2 separate regions of the Homo sapiens genome follow, and region 1 is linked to region 2. A link is a contact called in ENCODE Hi-C or POLR2A ChIA-PET data. All regions are on one chromosome and are shown on one strand. The core of a region is the stretch at or near the end of the contact, and the rest is flanking DNA. Distances in the headings are between cores, read along the strand shown.

Evidence for each region. Hi-C counts contacts between places; a loop is a spot of excess contacts on that map. ChIA-PET counts read pairs that join two places held with the same protein, here RNA polymerase II (POLR2A). Pooled maps may share reads with other maps.
Region 1: a loop to region 2 is called in a pooled map, with 3 times the contacts of the local background. The contact joins the enhancer-like site here to the promoter of PTGES2 in region 2. A Hi-C loop is called at or near these places in 3 of 50 pooled maps. POLR2A ChIA-PET finds 5 or more read pairs at or near these places in 5 of 52 experiments (HepG2, K562, PC-9 and 2 more).

Annotation. Positions count from the first base shown.
Region 1 is chr9:128,292,215-128,299,112 of GRCh38, reverse strand. No RefSeq gene overlaps it. Among named protein-coding and RNA genes, the nearest start is that of SWI5, 19 kb to the right of the region's middle. RefSeq lists an enhancer at 1-8. Within about 2 kb of position 3,557, at least 15 of the 41 ENCODE cell types and tissues checked have a DNase peak (open chromatin) inside an H3K27ac peak, as active enhancers do; they include PC-9 and endothelial cell of umbilical vein, where a contact is called at or near this core.
Region 2 is chr9:128,122,124-128,128,978 of GRCh38, reverse strand. It overlaps PTGES2 (prostaglandin E synthase 2), which reads left to right and starts at 1,250. Exons shown (of 7, transcript NM_025072.7): 1 at 1,250-1,540; 2 at 3,538-3,735; 3 at 4,429-4,487; 4 at 5,128-5,277; 5 at 5,845-6,045; 6 at 6,500-6,617. The coding sequence starts at 1,262. It overlaps PTGES2-DT (PTGES2 divergent transcript), which reads right to left and starts at 450. Exons shown (of 1, transcript NR_024425.1): 1 at 1-450. RefSeq lists silencers at 240-349, 380-579, 1,220-1,509 and enhancers at 890-1,009, 1,650-1,729.

The sequences.
Region 1 (6,898 bases), core at 2,308-4,807, 170 kb before region 2:
CGCACTCTTCTTCCAGCAGTCCCCACCTCAAACCCTACATGTACTTTCTGACCACCTATGAAATCAGAAGCGAGAAGAGCCCTAAGATGGGAAAACAGGTCTTGCTCCTCCCTGGCAAACCAGCTGCGCAGGTTTGCTGGTGCAATTGTGGAGGGTGGAGGAGCGAGGAAACTCCAGGGAATGAATGGAGCCAGCAAATGCCAGGGTCTGGGAGACAGCTCTGGGGCGAATCCAGATAAAAATCATGCCTGGGTTTGATCTAGCACGGACCACAGCAAACATTTAGGGTCAGGTGGCTGTGTAGATGTGTTTGAAGATGGGCTGGTTTTGAGGCAGGATTTCAGAGGATGTGATTACTGGTAGTCAGAAGAAGCAATTTCATCAACCATCAAGGTACGCGCACAGAGCAATGTAGCAAGAACACCCAAGGGGCCAGGCGCGGTGGCTTATGCTTATAATCCCAGCACTTTGGGAGGCTGAGGCGGGTGGATCGCTTGAGGTCAGGAGTTCGAGAGCAGCCTGACCAACATGGTGAAACCCTGTCTCTACTAAAAATACAAAATTAGCTGGGCATGGGGGCACATGCCTGTAATCCCAGCTACTTGGGAGGCTGAGACAGGAGAATCGCTTGAACCCGGGAGGCGGAGGTTGCAGTGAGCTGAGATTGTGCCATTGCACTCCAGCCTGGGCAACAAGAGTGAAACTCTGTCTCAAACACAAAACAAAACAAAACAAAACAAAACAATACCCAAGGAGTTTATTAAAATATATTTTTGGGCCTGCAAAGTCAGGATTCCTAGAGGTTGGACACCCACATCTTTATTTATTTATAAGAGACAGCGTCTCTTTCTGTCACCCAGGCTGGAGTGCAGTGGCATGATCTCGGCTCACTGCAGCCTCGACCTGGATCCTCCTGCCTCAGTCTTCTAAGTAGCTGGAACCACAGGGATATGGCACCACACCTGGCTAATTTTTGTATTTTTTGTAGAGATGGGGTTTTGCTATGTTGCCCAAGCTGGTGTCAAACTTCTGGCTTCCAGTGATCCTCCCACCTCAGCCTCCCAAAATGCTGGGATTATAGGCACCCAGCCCCAAATCTTTATTTAAAAAATCCCTCTCAATCCCAGCAGTTTGAGAAGCTGAGGTGGGTGGATTGGTTGAACCCAGGAGTTCAAGACCAGCTTGGGCAACATAGGGTGACACAATCTCTACAAAAAATACAAAAATGAGTTGGACATGGTGGCATGTGCCTGTAGCCCCAGCTACTCAGGAGGCTGGGCTGGCAAGATGGCTTGAGTCTGAGAGGTTGAGGCTGTAGTAAGCCCTGATCACACCACTGCACTCCAGCTGGGTAACAGAGACAAGACAAGACCTTGTCTCCAAAACAAAACAAAACAAAACATCCCCCTCAGATAATTGTGATACTCAGAAGTTTGGGAATTAGTACCTGGCCTTTAAAGAGCAAGTGTTTGAAACCCCTTCAAACTCTGAGTCTGCTCCTTCTCTGTGCTTCCTTGGGAAAGTGACTTAACCTCTCTGAGCCTCATTTACCTCATTTGGATAATGGGGACAACTCTACCTACCTCTCAGGGTGGCCATGAGGAACACATGTGATAGGCAGAGCATTAGGCTCAGGGTCTGGCACAGAGAATGTTCTCCAAGTTAGAATGTGCTCATTAGCTGCTATAATGATTATTCCGCCAAGAACTTTTGGGATTGTGGGATGAACATGAGAAGCTGAAGGAGTCAAAGGTCAAGAGGGACTTTACTCCTGTCCAGAATTGCTGATGTTAGGAATGGGAGGCTCACTGGGAAGGAAGCCGAGCAGGCTACCTACAGGAACCAGGAAGGAGGGGCCCAGGCCAAGTCCAAGGCAGAGGCTGATCATTTCTGGCCACTGACCTGGCCGCTAGGTCAGGGCCCTGGGCAGATACAACATACAACAAACATAGCAGGGCTCTGTGGTTAAGACCTGAGGCTTAAGGGCTTGGAGAGTGCTGGGTTCAAGTTCCGATTCCTGTTTTAGTAATGCCCGACCTCAGATAAGAGACTCAAGAGGCTCCACTGGGGAGGCAGGCAGCACACTGTGGCTACTCAGCCAGGTTCTGGAATCAGATAGCTTCGCTACTTATCTGCATCCCCCTGAGCCTCAGTTTGCTCCATTTGGAAATGGGGACTCTCAACCACTCTCTGTTGTTGGGGGCAGTCAATGAGATACTGCGGGGCATGGTGACTCAGCTCCCTGTCTGACCCACAGAATTGCATATGTGCTGGTGATTGTGGCCATCAATCCCTTATCTGGTGAAACCTTTGGCTCATAACTGGTTTGGGTGTGTGATTGTTACCTTTCACCTCATTCTCAGGCCCATCCACATGACGTGGAACCTGGAGCTTTCCTCCCAATTCCTCCGAAGAATCAGGGTTGGGGGCCCCAACATCCCTTAGCCCCAACCACAGAGGCACTGGGCCCTTGGCCTGGGCTTCCTCCCTTCCCTCTCTCCCCAAGCGGCCCCTCCTTTTTTTCAAGACAGGGCCTCACTCTATCACCCATGCTAGAGTGCAATGTGTGATCATGGTTCATGGTAGCCTTGACCTCCTGAGCTGGATCGATCCTCCCACTTCAACCTCCTGAGTAGCTGGGTACCACCATGCTTGGCTTTGTTTTTTTTTTTCTTTTTTTTGAGACGGAGTCTTGCACTGTCGCACAGGCTGGAGTGCAGTGGCGCAATTCGGCTCACTGCAAGCCCCGCCTCCCGGGTTCACGCCATTCTCCTGCCTCAGCCTGCCGAGTAGCTGGGACTACAGGCGCCCGCCACCACGCCCGGCTAATTTTTTGTACTTTTAATAGAGACGGGGTTTCACCGTGTTAGCCAGGATGGTGTCGATCTCCTGACCTCATGATCCGCCCACCTCGGCCTCCCAAAGTGCTGGGATTACAGGCGTGAGCCACCGTGCCCGGCCCATGTTTGGCTGTTTTTAAAATTTTTTGTGGAGGATAGGTCTCACTATGTTGCCAAGGTGGTCTCAAACTCCTGGGCTCAATTGATTGTCCTGCTTTGGCCTCCCAAAATGCTAGGATTATAGGCATGAGCCACCACACCCTGCCCAGCTGATGTGGCCCCTTCTGAGCAAAACTAGAGTGGGGCACTATTTGGCGACACTGCTCTGTGACACATTTCTGTCAGGCCACCCAAAAATGACCCCTTTCAGTCCCCAGGGACAACAGTGCAGGCTGTACTGTGTTAGTATTTTGAACTCCGTAGGTGCCGGATGACAAATATTTTCGAGTAGGGTTTATACCGGATATGATCAAACAAACCATGTATGTGTACACACCAGGCAGAGTAACCTCTGCCACCTGTTTTCCAGCACATGGGGGCACGGCCTGAGGAATCCACATCTCGCAGCTGCTTGCTCCTTACTGCCCCTGGTTGCTTCAAACTCCTGAGAGGGGTGCTGCCAGAGAACCCCCTCTTCTATGTGTTCTGAGGATTCAGCCTTCGTGAATCTGGCCTGGCAGGCTGGAACCTTTCCAACAAGGCCCTCCCAGGGCTTGCTTCCCAGGGCAGTTGGGCACATCTCTGAGTGGACACTGCCCCCTCGAGGCCGTGCCCACTATGACACCTGGGAGAGCTGAGCTCACACAAGAGAAACAGACCAAGGTGGATGCTTTCCTTCCAAGTGTCCTCCCTGGGTGCCTCAAGATTGAACCAAAATGCAGAGCTGGGTTACGATTGTGTTTGGGGGAGACTTTCATCATGCACCAAGAATCCAAGTGGACACAACCTGCAAATCACCATCCCTGATCACCTTTCAACGAGACCAAATCCCTTTGTGTCCTGGGCCAACTAAGTTTTCTGCCTCTGGAATACTCTCCCACATTTTTTTTTTTTTTTTTTTTTTTTTTTGAGACGGAGTCTTGCTCTGTCGCCCAGGCCGGACTGCGGACTGCAGTGGCGCAATCTCGGCTCACTGCAAGCTCCGCTTCCCGGGTTCACGCCGTTCTCCTGCGTCAGCCTCCCGAGTAGCTGGGGCTACAGGCGCCCGCCACTGCGCACGGCTAATTTTTTGTATTTTTAGTAGAGACGGGGTTTCACCTTGTTAGCCAGGATGGTCTCGATCTCCTGACCTCATGATCCACCCGCCTCGGCCTCCCAAAGTGCTGGGATTACAGGCGTGAGCCACCGCGCCCGGCCTTTTTTTTTTTTTTTTTTGAGACAGAGGCTCACTCTGTTGCTTAGGCTGGAGTGCAGTGGTGCCATCTTGGCTCACCGCAACCTCTGCCACCCAGGTTCAAGTGATTCTCTTGCCTCAGCCTCCTGAGAAGCTGGGATTACAGATGTGTGCCACCATGCCCGGCTAATTTTTGTATTTTTAGTAGAGACGGGGTTTTGCCATGTTGCCCAGGCTGGTCTCGAACTCCTGACCTCAGGTGATCCGCCCGCCTCAGCCTCCCAAAGTGCTGGGATTACAGGCAGGCAGCCCTCTCCCACATTCTTACCTGGCTGCCTCCTACTGGACAGACATGGATGTCTCTTCCCCTGGGAAGTTTCCCAGTGTCCCATATTGGTTGGATGCAGCTCCAACATGCTTCCATAACCCTGTGGCAGCATTTTATCTGTATTGTCGTGGCTGCTTGAGTCTCTGACCTCCCGCTGGCAGGTGAGCACTGTGTGGCAGGGACCCAGAGACTGGGGCTCCCCAGCACCTGGCCCTGACAGTTTTTTTGTGTAGGAAGAGGCAAGACCAGCCAGCTCTCCACATAGAGAACATGGTGTAAGGTGAGAAAACCTCAAGGAAGGGCTCACCTCTCAAGGGGCTCCCACCCACTCAGAGCCTGGCCACTTCCCTCTCCTCCTCCTCCTTCACCATAAAACCAGGTGGCCGGCCAGGCGTGGTGGCTCATGCCTATAATCCCAGCAGTTTGGGAGACTGAGATGGATGGATCACTTGAGGTCAGGAGTTTGAGACCAGCCTGGCCAACATAGTGAAACCCTGTTTCTACTAAAAATATAAAAATTAGCCAGGCATGGGGGCGGGTGCCTGTAATCCCAAGTACTTGAGAGGCTGAGGCAGGAGAATCGCTTGAACCCAGGAGGTGGAGGTTGCGGTGAGCCAGGGTTGCGCCACTGCACTCCAGCCTGTGGCAACAGAGTGAGACCCTGTCTTAAAAAACAAACAAACAAAAACACAAAAGACAAACCCATGTGGCCCAGAACATTAAGGGAGGAGAGCAGGTAAGGCACTCAGGCACTCACTGTCTCAGGCAAGGCAAAAGCTGGGCGGCACTGGGTAGGGTGGGGTGGCTCATGCCTGTAATCCCAGCACTTTGGGAGGCTGAGGCAGGTGGATCACCTGAGGTCAGGAGTTTGAGACCAGCCTGACCAACAAGGTGAAACCCAGTCTCTACTACAAATACAAAAATTAGCCAGGCGTGGTGGCGCATGTCTGTAATCCCAGCTACATGGGAGGCTGAGGCAGGAGAATCACTTGAACCCGGGAGGTGGAGGTTGCAGTGAGCTGAGATTGCGCCACTGCACTCCAGCCTGGGGGAGAAGAGCAAAACTCCATCTCAAAAAAAAAATTAAATTAAAAAAAGCTAGGTGGGACCTAAGATACATGAGAGCCTCAGAAGCCCCTCACAGTCCTGGTTCTATCTATCTCCAGTGAGGCCACTAGCACTCACCCAAGACCTAAGGGAACAGGAGCAGAGCCACGTTCATCAAGGCAAATGCTGAGCGTGTGTGAGATGCAGGTGGAAAGGATGTCGTCTGATGTGAATCTGACAAAATCTTGTTCCCAGGGGGCATCTGGTTTGGTAAGAGTCTGTTGTGAGGCTTTGTGTGTGGAATGGGGTTAGACAGACCTGGGTGCTGGTTCCAGCTGCCCCTGACTCACTGTGGGACTTTGATAGGTTGTTTCTGCTCTCGGAACCTGTTTCCTCATCCAAATGGGAACAATTATGGGACTTAGCTCAAAGGTGGTTGTGAAAACCTGTTGACATGAGGAGAAAGTAGGAAGTGTAAGAAATGACAAGGAAATCCCAGAAATGAGAAAGAAATGACAAGGAAATCCCAGAAATGAGAATGCCTGCTGCCTGGGGCCACTGTCACTGAGGCTTGTGCTTTTTGTGTGTGTGTTTCTTTTTGAGACAGAATCTCGCTGTGTTGCCCAGGCTGCAGTGCAATGGTGTGATCTTGGCTCACTGCAACCTCCGCCCCCCAGGTTCAAGCAATTCTCTGCCTCAGCTTCCTGAGTAGCTGGGACTACAGGCATGTGCCCCCATGCCTGGCTCATTTTTTTTTTTTTTTTTGTATTTTTAGTAGAGATGGGGTTTTGCCATGTTGGCCAGGTTGATCTTGAATTCCTAGCCTCATGTGATCTGCCTGCCTCGGCCTCCCAAAGTGCTGGGATTACAGGCGTGAGCCACCACACCTGGCTGTGTGTTTAATCTAGAAGAGCTGATAGATGCAGAAGAGTGTCTGAAGTCTGGACCAGGACCAGAGTACAAGCATGGGACACTTGATGGCAGGGTGTGGGGGTAATGAGTCGCTGTCTAGCACAACCCTAGGAGCCCGGTTGTGGGCAGTTGCCCACCAAATACTCAAAGCACCCTTTGGAGATGGGTCCTTGTAGCTGACTCCCTGTGAAAGATCTGTGTGCTCATTCTTATTTCCCAGCCTCCCTCTTGGTTAGTTTGGGCCAAGTGACTAGTTATAGACAAGGAGCTGTGAGTAGAAGTTATGTCTCCCAAATATGGGGGAGTTGGTTTGGAGTTGATGTGTCTTCATCTCTCTCTTCCCCTGCTGTGGTCACTCTGGTGGCCACATGTTCTGATGGTATAGCTCAAAATAGAGGAGGGCTACCAGACCCTCATTAGACTCTGAGACAAACATAC
Region 2 (6,855 bases), core at 1-2,500:
TGAAGGAAGTGGGTGGAGCAAAACCCATATGGGCGAGTGTCCCAGCAGCTGCCTCAGTTTCCCTATCTGTAAAACGGGGCTGGGGACCTGCAGCTCTCACGGGACTGGTTACCCGCTCGCGGGTGCTCGCCCTGCATCCGAGACAGCACCTACAACTCCAAACCCACTCGGGGCGGGTCGAGGTGGGCCCTTCGGTCCCTTCGAAGCCAACATCCCGATTCCCCTTCCCGGGAAGGCACCCCCGGAAACGCCAAGGTCGCTCCAGCAGTCTCCTCGGGTCACCCGCTTCCCCGAAGCCGTCGTCCTCGCCTTCCGCTCTCGTCTTCACCGGCATACTCAGGTCCCCGCTGGGGACTGACACTGCGGGCTCGGTCGCCGCAAGGACTGGAAGGAAGGTGGAAGATGCGGGGCGAAAGCGGAGCGAGAAGAGTGGGACGCGGCGGAGCAGCAGAGCCGGGACTCAGAGCTCCCCCCTCGCCCCGCCCCTCTCCCCGCCCACTCTGCGAGTCCCGCCCCCTCTCGGGCGCCGGGCGGGGCCATCCCGGGGCTGTCCGCGGAGACGCCTATGCGGTGGAGGCTCCGGGCTTCAGCTAGGGCGGGGGAGCCCAGCAGAAGGACCGAGCAGCCTGGCACCCCACTTTGCCATCCTCTCCCTGGAAATCTCGGGGTCGGCGGGCCGGCCGCTTCGCGTGGGCGAAATCAGAGACACGTGGTTTCCAAGGCCCCTTCGGGTTCGGGAAAATTTTATGGTTCGGGTCACAGTAGGAAGCGGACAATGAGGCGGGAGGGCAGAGAGAACCGCAACACCTGGTGCCGGGTCGGGTCGTTTCCGGGGCTTTCAGTGGCCGGAAGTCGCGGCGCCTGTACTGACTCTAGGAAGGGCTGGAGTTGTTTTGAATGGGCGCCCGTAAGAGAGGTGGGCAAGTACGTGTTACAGACGGCCACGCCGCCCTTTAGGCGGTCAAGGTGGGGCGAGGAGACGTTCGCCCCCCTGCAGTCGGCCGGGTCACTACCCAAGAGCCTTTGGAGGCGGAAGCATGGAACGGTCTGCAAACGTTCCCGAGCGGGCCTCTGCGGCTCTGGCGGGCGTTTCGAACTTGGGCGCCGGGCACACGCCCAGTCCCGAGAGCGCTGAGGGTTCCCTTAGCGTCGCCCTCACCCCGGCCAACCCGCGGGGCGCCAGAGTCCTGGCCCTTTAAACGCCGCGCGTGCCTCGGCGTCTTCGTTTCGCGCGCCCGCCCGCGGCGCCGGCGGAGCGAACATGGACCCGGCTGCGCGGGTGGTGCGGGCGCTGTGGCCTGGTGGGTGCGCCTTGGCCTGGAGGCTGGGAGGCCGCCCCCAGCCGCTGCTACCCACGCAGAGCCGGGCTGGCTTCGCGGGGGCGGCGGGCGGCCCGAGCCCCGTGGCTGCAGCTCGTAAGGGGAGCCCGCGGCTGCTGGGAGCTGCGGCGCTGGCCCTGGGGGGAGCCCTGGGGCTGTACCACACGGCGCGGTGGCACCTGCGCGCCCAGGACCTCCACGCAGAGCGCTCAGCCGCGCAGGTAAGGCCTGGCCCGGCCGGGGATGGGGATGCTGATCAGCGCCGAACTCGGGACTCCTGGGAACCCGCAGGGTCAGGAGTTGCCTCTGCCTGCTTGTGACCTTGGGCGAGTGACTTGGTCTGAAGTCTCCGAACCCTCTGTATTCTTTTGTGTAAAATAGGGGCACTCCTGATGCCTACTACCTGGAATTGTTCGAGTTCTCATAAAATCGTTCTTCTACCGTGGTTTTTTTTTTTTTTTTTTTTTTGGTTTGTTTATTTATGTTTTCGAGACAGGGTCTCGCATTATCGCCCAGGCTGGAGTGCGATCGCGGCTCACTGCAGCCTCTGCCTCCCAGGTTGAAGGGATCCTCCTGCCTCAGCCTCCCGAGTAGCTGGGACTATAGGCTCACCCCACTGCGCCCTGCTAATTTTTGTATTTTTTGTAGAGATAGGGTTTCACCATGTCGCCCAGGCTGGTCTCGAACTCCTGGCCTCAAGTGATCCGCCCACCTTGGCCTCTGAAAGTGCTGGGATCACAGGCGTGAGCCACTGCGCCCAGCCTTTACCATGTTTTAAGGAGACTTTTTTTTTTTGAGACGGAGTTTTTTTTTGCTCTGTTGCCCAGGCTGGAGTGCAGTGGCGCGATCTCGGTTCACTGCAACCTCCGCCTCCTGGGTTCAAGCAATTCTCCTGCCTCAGCCTCCCCAGTAGCTGGGATTACAGGCGCCTGCCACCCAGCCCGGCTAATTTTTGTATTTTTACTAGAGACGGGGGTCTCACCATGTTGGCCAAGCTGGTCTCGAACTCCTGACCTCAAATGAGCCACCCGCCTCGGCCTCCCAAAGTGCTGGGATTACAGGTGTGAGCCACGGAGCCCAGCCTCTACCGTGTTTTAAGACTTTTTTGATTAAGAGATGGGAGATCACAGGAAAGGGAAAGCCTTTTTCACTTTCCAAACGTTCATCATCCTCTCTCCCCACTGCCCCCAAATCCTAAGGCTGTGTATTTATTTAGTAGTAGTGGTGGTACCTTTATGGAACTGATGACTTAGACTCCAGGCTGAAACAGGAAGAGGTAGAAAGGTGCCCCCCCCAAGTGGTGACCCCCTAAGTGGTGGCCCAGCTGCCTTGAGACACTTTATACCTACCCCACACCTTGCAACTCTTCATTACTTGACTTCCCACCACCCGCCCACAGATGCTTATTTGCTGGACCAGAGGGAACAGAGGTGGGTAAAAAGGGCATGGAGTACTCTGTGTCTCCCTTCCTGCCTCCACGGTCCAGCTTCCCCTCTGAACACAGGGGGATGGTCTACAGTTGTGGCTTCCCGGCATGAACGTGCAGCAGGCTCCCCTGGGGGCTTTCCTGCGGAGCTTGCCACACGCAGGCCTTGGCTCAGATACCACCCTCCCCCTCGGATATTTGAGATAGACTTTGGCTGGAGGATCACATGAACCCCGGAGTTCAAGGCTGCAGTGAGCTGTGATCAAGCTACTGCACTCCAGCTTGGATGGCAGAGTGAGACCCTGTCTCCAGAGAAAAAAACAAGAAAGAGATTGGAGGTAGACCCCACTGGTGAACATGAGCCTGGGTGGTAGCCCAGCTCTGCCCCCAGAGGTCCCTGGGGTTAGAGGAGTGAGAGTGAACAAGTCAAGTTGAAACAGTTGTTCCATGTCTGTGGGAGTGGGGTGTATACCCTGGGGCTGTCTGGTGTCCCCTTGGGACTGGAGTGAGAAAAGAGGGGTCTGTCCAGTATGGGACAGAGACTAGAAGATTCCTCCTACACAACCTCGCAGCAAAGGGTGGGACTCCTGCTTGGGGACCGTGCTGGCCAGGGGCTTAAACCTGGGCTGCTGTCCAGTGCCTCCCTTTCCCCTACCGCCCCCTTCCATCTCTAGTTCCTCTTCCCGATGTTCTAGCGTCATTTCAGAAGACTCCTCTGGAAAACACCCTTGGGGGCAGGGCCTGGGCCTGGGGGTGCCAGGTCTAGAAGCCTTTTCCGTCTGCTGCCCGCAGCTCTCCCTGTCCAGCCGCCTGCAGCTGACCCTGTACCAGTACAAGACGTGTCCCTTCTGCAGCAAGGTCCGAGCCTTCCTCGACTTCCATGCCCTGCCCTACCAGGTGGTGGAGGTGAACCCTGTGCGCAGGGCTGAGATCAAGTTCTCCTCCTACAGAAAGGTGCCCATCCTGGTGGCCCAGGAAGGAGAAAGCTCGGTGAGCCCCAGGGAACCCCCTGCATCCTTCCTCCTTTCCTGGGTTGTCCTGGAGCGCCCCCTAGCCTGGCCTGGCTCTGCAGCCTGGGAAGGAACTTGTGATCCTTGTGCCTGTAAGGACTATGGGGGAAGTAGCTGCATACGGTAGATGCTCAATAAATGTAGGCTCTCTCCTTCCGTACCAAAACCAAACACCTGCTGGGTCTCAGGGAGGCAGAACACCACAGCTTAACAACATAGATTCTGAAATCAGCGATCTGGGTTTGAGGTGTGATTCACCCACTCACTAGCTGTGTGACTTGGGGCAAGTCACTTAGCCTCTCTGCGCTTGCTTGCTTCATGAGTCAACAAGGGACCATATTCTGGCTTGCAGGGACGGCAGATATGAAATGCCTGGCACAGTGCTTGGGGTCTAGTATGTAGCTTCCAGAACCCACCCTGCCCCTCTACCTGGGAGGCCAAATGGGTGAGTGGGCTGGGGCTTAGACCCCACGGCTTTCCCACACCTTCCTCCCCATTGGCCACAACCACGTCTCCCTACTTAGGATGGGTGCCCTGAGGGCAGGGCGGGGAGGACTCCGGGCATGTCCCCAGGAATGGATAAACAATGCCCAGAGTGTCTTGTTAAAGAGCCCCTGGTGACTCCCAGCGGCTGGGTTGCAACCTCTGATTAAACCACCCTTTTCTCTTCCAGCAACAACTAAATGACTCCTCTGTCATCATCAGCGCCCTCAAGACCTACCTGGTGTCGGGGTAAGGAGCCCCTCGGAGACCAGGTGGCCATTGCTTTTGGTGGCTTCCTCCAGGGAGGCCTCCCCTGAGTTCCCTCCTGGGAGCACGTGGAGCTGCTGCTTAGATTTCCAGAGTACAGAGTGGCTCGCACCTGTAATCCCAGCACTTTGGGAGGCCGAGGCAGGCAGATCACCTGAGGTCAGGAGTTCCAGACCAGCCTGGCCAACATGGCGAAGCTCCATCTCTACTAAAAATACAAAAATTAGCCAGGCATAGTGGCGAGTGCCTGTAGTCCCAGCTACTCAGGAGGCTGAGGCAGGAGAATCGCTTGAACCCGGGAGGCAGAGGGTTGCGGTGAGCCAAGATCGTGCCACTGCACTCCAGCCTGGGTGACAGAGCGAGACTCCGTCTCAAAAAAAAAAAAAAATGATTTTCCAGAGTAGCCCGTGGCCGTCCTCCTCCAAGCCCCCTACTTTGTCCTCCCCACACCTCCCTCTCTTGGGGAGGTAGCCCTGGCATCTACTCCAAATCCCTCTTACTGCAAGAGTCCGGAGAGCCTTTGTTGGTCCTGGCTCCACTCTGAGGCTGGGGCAGCGGGGTTGGTCGGCCACAGGGGACGGAGGGGGAAGGAGTTGGGGTGATATTGTGGCTCTCTCCGAAGGCAGCCCCTGGAAGAGATCATCACCTACTACCCAGCCATGAAGGCTGTGAACGAGCAGGGCAAGGAGGTGACCGAGTTCGGCAATAAGTACTGGCTCATGCTCAACGAGAAGGAGGCCCAGCAAGTGTATGGTGGGAAGGAGGCCAGGACGTGAGTGGGGCTGGGGCTGGCGGGGGAAGGTGGTGACCGCAGGGGTCTTCTGTAGAGTAGGACCAAGCTGAGCAAGATGGCGTGAGCAGGGAGCAGCATGGGAGACCAGCGGGGCTGGGGCCGGGCCATGCCGGATTTCAGTAGAGACCTTCCTGCAGCCGGGCGTGGTGGCTCACTCCTGTAATCCCAGCCTGTTGGGAGGCCGAGGCAGGCAGATCACCTGAGGTCAGGAGTTCAAGACCAGCCTGGCCAACATGGCAAAACCCCATCTCTATAAAAATGCAAAAATTAGCTAGGTGTGGAGGCACACACCTATAATCCCAGCTACTAAGGAGGCTGAAGCAGGAGAATCGCTTGAACCCAGGAGGCGGAGGATGCAGTGAGCTGAGATGGTGCCATTGCACTCCAGCCTGGGTGACAGAGCGAGACTTTGTCTCAAAAAAAAAAAAAAGACCTTCCTGCTCAGGCTTCAGCTTCCCGCCCGTGCAGTGGGTATGTTCTAGAGAATGCAGCCTGCTCCCAACACAGCCCGGGTCCTGGCTTAGGAAGTCCCTCCCGTGCCCGCAGGGAGGAGATGAAGTGGCGGCAGTGGGCGGACGACTGGCTGGTGCACCTGATCTCCCCCAATGTGTACCGCACGCCCACCGAGGCTCTGGCGTCCTTTGACTACATTGTCCGCGAGGGCAAGTTCGGAGCCGTGGAGGGTGCCGTGGCCAAGTACATGGGTGCAGCGGCCATGTACCTCATCAGCAAGCGACTCAAGAGCAGGCAAGTGTGTGTGCACATCCGGGGCCTGCTGTCCCCGAGCCTCCGGTGCCACGAGCAGTGGTGATCCCATCACACCCCTCAGGAGACCAGCGGGAGGCCGAGGCCTAGGGCAGGTGGGAAACGCATTATGGATTATGGGTCCCTTGGCCAAGATGGGACTTGGACCCAGAGCTCCTGCTCACCTCCCCTGGGGACAGCAGGGCTGGCCTTGAAGCCGGAAGCCTGGGCCCTGACTGGCGCCTCCTCTGTGGCTTTCTCCCTGGCCTGGTCTCTTGCCTTTACCACAGCCTCCCCGTCTGGGACGGATGCTCCCTGAGGCGTCTGCAGATGTGATGCTCTCACCTGGGGTGCCGTCCTGGCTTCCACACCTCCCCCCTCTCCCCAGAGGAGACCCTCTTCCCTGCTGGGCTGGGAGTGGGGGCTCCCCTGAGGGGCTTTTCCCTTCCCCGCCCAGGCACCGCCTCCAGGACAACGTGCGCGAGGACCTCTATGAGGCTGCTGACAAGTGGGTGGCTGCTGTGGGCAAGGACCGGCCCTTCATGGGGGGCCAGAAGCCGAATCTCGCTGATTTGGTGAGTGTGGTGGTGGCAGGTGGTGCCTGGACCGAGGGTTCTGTCCTCAGAGTGGGGGAGGTTTGCAAGGGAAAGCCTGGACGGTGCTTGCATCTTGCCAGAGGAACCTGCCTCTCTCTGCCATCACGGACAGAAACTCGCCTCGAAGTGGCTCCAGGAGAGAAACAGATGACCAGGAACCGCCTTGGTTCACATAACTGACAAGTTCAGGGAACGGGTTGGCTTCGGGCCCTGCTGG